Regions from separate parts of the Homo sapiens genome. Here region 2 is linked to region 1. Evidence: read pairs that join two places in POLR2A ChIA-PET (ENCODE). Cell type or tissue: A673. All regions are shown on one strand.

The links. ChIA-PET counts read pairs that join two places held together with the same protein. Peaks named below come from ENCODE experiments on the same cell type or tissue, not always from the same donor. Only the 100,000 strongest peaks of a DNase experiment are listed, where the experiment ranks them.
Region 2: POLR2A ChIA-PET joins it to region 1 with 12 read pairs; 2 of 35 experiments call an interaction of 5 or more read pairs at or near these places.

The regions. Positions count from the first base shown.
Region 1 is chr13:45,001,792-45,004,291 of GRCh38, forward strand. All of the region lies in intron 1 of GPALPP1 (GPALPP motifs containing 1), which reads left to right. It also overlaps the pseudogene RN7SL49P. Among named protein-coding and RNA genes, the nearest start is that of GPALPP1, 14 kb to the left of the region's middle. In A673, no CTCF peak of the experiment used is centred here; no DNase peak of the experiment used is centred here.
Region 2 is chr13:45,319,690-45,322,189 of GRCh38, forward strand. No RefSeq gene overlaps it. Among named protein-coding and RNA genes, the nearest start is that of SNORA31B, 16 kb to the right of the region's middle. In A673, no CTCF peak of the experiment used is centred here; DNase peaks (open chromatin) are centred at 442, 1,372 and 1,722; H3K27ac peaks cover 2,500 bases.

The sequences.
Region 1 (2,500 bases):
CTGCCTCAGCCTCCTGAGTAGCTGGGATTACAGACGCACACCACCATGCCCAGCTAATTTTGTATTTTTAGTAGAGACAGGGTTTCACCATGTTGCCCAGGCTGGTCCCGAACTCCTGACCTCGGGTGATCCGCCCACCTCGGCCTCCCAAAGTGCTGGGATTACAGGCGTGAGCCACCACACCTGGCCCACACCATTTTTTATCAGCTTTCTAATGCATATCCCCTGTTGCTGATCTCTCTTGTCTATTGTCCACAAGCTGACAGTTTTTTGTTTGTTTGTTTGGTAATTCATATCATGTCTGTCCTGACCCACAACCTCCCAATGACTGCCTGTTGTAATTAAAATCCAAACTCCTGCTGGATGTGGTGGTGCATGCCTGTAGTCCCAGGTACTCAGGAAGCTGAGGCAAGAGGATCGCTTGAGTCCAGGAGTTCTGGGCTGTAGTGCGCTATGCATTCTGGTATCCACACTAAGTTCAACATCAGTATGGTGACCTCCGGGAGTGAAGGACCACCAGATTGCCCTAAGGAGGGGTGAACCAGCCCAGGTCGGAAACAAAGCATGTGAAAACTCTGGTGCTGATCAGCAGTGGGATCGCACCTGTGAAAAGCCACTGCACTTCAACCTGGACAACACAGTGAGATCTCGCCTCTTAGGGAAAGGGAACAGAAAAGGGAAAGGGAAAGAGAAGTCCAAACTCCTTATTGTAGCCTGTACTAGCATTTATTGAGCACTTGCTATATGCCAAAGACTTTGTTAGGTGTTTTGCATATATTAACTGATATAATCTTCACAACAGTCCTGTGAGGTTGAAACTATTATTAACCTCATTTTACAAAGCAAGAGTGTAATAGGAAGGTTAAGTAACTTATCCAAATCACACAGCTAGTAAGTGGCCAACCTGGAATTCAAAGCACAGAGTCTGCCTCCAAAGCAAGAGTCTGGCCCCTTTATACCATCCAACTTGATGTCGTCATTTTGCTTTTCTTTAGCCACACTGGCCTTTTTATTCCTCAAGCACATCAGGCTTGCTCCCTGCATAGGAGTTGTGCACTGGCTGTTCCTCTGTCATCTCATCATTTAAGTCTCCATTCAAATGTCTTTTTCTCAGAGAGATTTTTGCCTTACCACTGTCTTTAAAATTACCCTCCCACATATACAGTGTCACCTTTTTCCTATTTTCATAGTAGCATTTACACTATCTGAATTGATCTTAATTCTTTTAATGTTTGTTTCTCTAGAAGTATTTACTTAATAACTGTTGTTGGATGGATGGTTGCTGACTATTGAGTATTGGCTAGTATAGTGGTTAAGGATATAGGCTTTGAAATCAGACTCCTGGGTTCATGTCACAGCCCCACTACTTAGTTGTATGAAGTTAGGCAAGTCACTTAACAATTCTTGGCCTCAGTTTCTCCATATGTAAAATAGAAATAATATCTCCCTTATAGGATTGTTATCAGAATTAAATAGAATAATGTGTATGTCTCTTAAAACAATTCATAACACCTAAGAACTCAAACCATGTTATTTGTTATTTATTTATTACACTTAAGTTTTTGTAGTAACAAATATTACTATTACTATAATATTGAATGAATGGCATACCCAGAATACTCTTTGGAAAATCATGTTTCCAGGCCCTCCTCCAGGCCAACTGGGTTAGAATATCTGAGAAAAGGGCCCATGAATCTTTTAAAAATACATAGATTTTAGGGAGTCTGATAAATATCCAACCTTGGGAACTATGATAGTAGGCTTTTAGCATCACTATTTAGGATCAACCTGGACAGTTGTGTCTGTGTGACATCATCAGTGACATCATGACACTGCAGTGACACCATATAGTAATTTGTAATTTTGCTGAGATGTAAAGTGAGAGCAAGTCATTCTGATAAGTGGACCTAGAAGACCCTTACCACTCTCCCTAACATCCCCATTACAGTGCAGCCTCATTCTCTTCCCTGTATCTCTGTTGGCAAGCAGTAAAACTTAGAGTGACTCTAATTTTATTTCTGCTTGGAAAATCATCTCAAAAAGAAAACTAACCAAGAAATATGGGGATGCCAGGAAAGATTTTTTTTTTTTAAGTAGTGGTTCTACCGTAAACTGTAAGAAAAAAAAAAATCATGAAGCCATTGGGGTTTTTTTTTGTTTGTTTGTTTGTTTTTTTGTTTTTTTTGGCAGGTGCACCAACCAATGCAAAAACTGCACATTATCAAGGAAATTACATGCTATTGCTATATCTATAAGTTCGGGTTTATAAGTTCAGATATTAACAAAGCTTTTGTGAATCTCATGAAAGAGATTGTGTAAGACATGATTTCTGCCTTCCTAGAGCTGGAAAGACAAAACCACTGTACACAAACAACAGCAATTGAGATTAAAGTGAATAATAAATGATAGACAGCCAGTGCTGTTTATTTCAGAAAAGAAAGTGAAAAATATCAGCTAGAAGGGTTCATTGAAACAGTAGTGGCTAGTGATGACAAACAAC
Region 2 (2,500 bases), 320 kb after region 1:
GAATTGCATGAACCCGGGAGGCAGAGGTTGCAACGAGCTGAGATCGCACCACTGCACTCCAGCCTGGGCAACAGAGTAAGACTCCATCTCAAAAAAAAAAAAAAATTAGTTGGGTGTGGTGGTGCACACCTGTAATTCCAGCCACTCAGGAGGCTGAGGCATGCTTGAACCTTGGAGGCAGAGGTTGCAGTGAGCTGAGATCGCGCCACTGCACTCCAGCCTCGGTGACAGAGCGAGACTGTCAGAAAGAAAGAAAGAGAGAGAGAGAGGAGGGGAGGGGAGGAAGGGGAGGAAGGAAGGGGAGGAAGGAAGGGAGGAAGGAAGGAAGGAAGGAAGGAAGGAAGGAAGGAAGGAAGGAAGGAGAAAGGAGAAAGAAAGGCCAAAAGTTTGCAAGGTTTTGAAAAGGGAAGTGTGAAAGTATTTGACTGCAAGTTCAGAACTCAAAACTATGTAATGTTCAGGCCAGTATCAACTAAAGCATAGTGACTCAACATGTGGTCCACTGTGTGGGACAGAGATTGAGAGCACACATTTAGAAACTGGGTGAGGTGGCTCACATCTGTAATCCCAGCACCCAGGAGGCAGCAGTCAGCTGAGATCATGCCACTGCACTCCAGCCTGGGCAACAGAGCGAGACTCCATCTCAAAAAAAAAAGAAAGAAGGAAAGAGGGAAGGAACGAAGGAAGGAAGGGAGCTTTTCAGGCAATATGATAGAATAATTTTGTTTATTGAATCTAAAAATACAATGTAATAACAAAAAAGTTATTTGGAATTGTATTTTGCATGTTTTTCTTTCCAACTTACATTTATAATAATTCATATTTATTATATTTTATGAAAGTTATCAGTCCAAACAGATTGCAAATTTAAAGAAAACCAGTCCTGAGACTGGGTGCGGTGGCTCACGCCTGTAATCCCAGCACTTTGGAAGGCCGAATCGGGTGGATCACTGAGGACAAGAGTTTGAGACCAGCCTGGACAACATGGAGAAACCCCGACTCTACTAAAAACATAAAAACACAAAAATTAGCCAGACGTTGTGGTGCATGCCTGTAATCCCAGCTACTCGGGAGGCTGAGGCAGGAGAATCGCTTGAACCTAGGAGGCAGTGTTTGTAGTGAGCCGAGATCACGCCACTGCACTCCAGCCTGGGTGACAGAACAAGACTCTGTCTCGAAAGAAATAAAGAAAGAAAAGAAAACCAGTCCTTTACCACAGATACTTTGGAAAGCACTGGACTAGAGTCAGAATAATGCAAGACAAGAGTTTTCTCTTATAGTTTAGGTTAGTTTATGGAGAGAGAGAGAGAGCACACTAAGTGTTGGCTGTTAAAAAGTTGTAGTTTGCCCAGGGAGCGGAAGGGGTGTCAGCAGCCAGGATAAGCCAATTTAAAGTGGCAATTTAATGACATCACTATTGATTTCAGACTCCTGCAGTGTTCCCCAAACCTTGTACTATACTCAGATTAAAGTCTAGGCTGCTATTAAATAAATGAAGAACAAAATAATGGGGGGGGGGGAATTGAAGCTTTCTTCTAATGCTAACCTCCTGCTATAACCTGGCAGGACAGCTACTTTCCAATATTTTTAGAAGTTATTTATATACAAGGGAAGGGTGTTTTAAAGAATTCTAGGAAAGAAAAGGGAAGTCTAATGTTACAAGACACTGCAGGGAAATGTCACTGTATAATAACTCCCATCTGGGTTGGGTGGCAGGGTTTGGGCTTACATGATGTTATGTAATAACACACACCCTCCTTCTGTGCCTTGCTGCCTCGCTATTACACTACACATGGTGCATGTGCAGGGCAGAACGCACCGGGGCCTATGGTGACAGTGCAGGATGCACCAAGAAATAGGAATGCAGACATATTCTCAAGACAAAAAGACAGGCTGGGTGCAGTGGCTCATGCCTGTAATCCTAGCACTTTGAGAGGCTGAGGCGGGCCTCAGAGTAGCTGAGACTACCACCACACTTGGCTAAGTTTTGTATTTTTAGTAGAGATGGCGTTTCACCATATTGGACAGGCTGGTCTTGAACTCTTGGCCTCAAGTGATCCGCTCATCTCGGCCTCCCAAAGTGTTGGGATTACAGGCCTGAGCCACCATGCCCAGCCAGTATTCTGATTTTCTTTAACCCCCGGAAGCTTCCATGTATTCGTTTCTCACAAAGCTTCTCAACATAACCTGTAGACTTTCAACACATACCCACATGCTAACAAGGTGGGTGTGATGGTTAATATTAGATGGCAGCTTGATTGTATTGAGGGATGCCTAGATAGCTGGTAAAGTATTGTTCTGGGTGTGTCTGTGAGGGTGTTGCCAGAGGAGATTGACATTTGAGTCAGTGGAAAGGGAGAGGAAGATCCATCCTCAATGTAGGTGGGCACCATCCAGTTGGCTGCTAGTGGGGCTAGAGCAAAGCAGGTGGAAGAAGGTGGGCTAAGCCGGCTTTCGGAGTCCTCTGGCTTTCATCTTTCTTCTGTGCTGGATGCTTCTA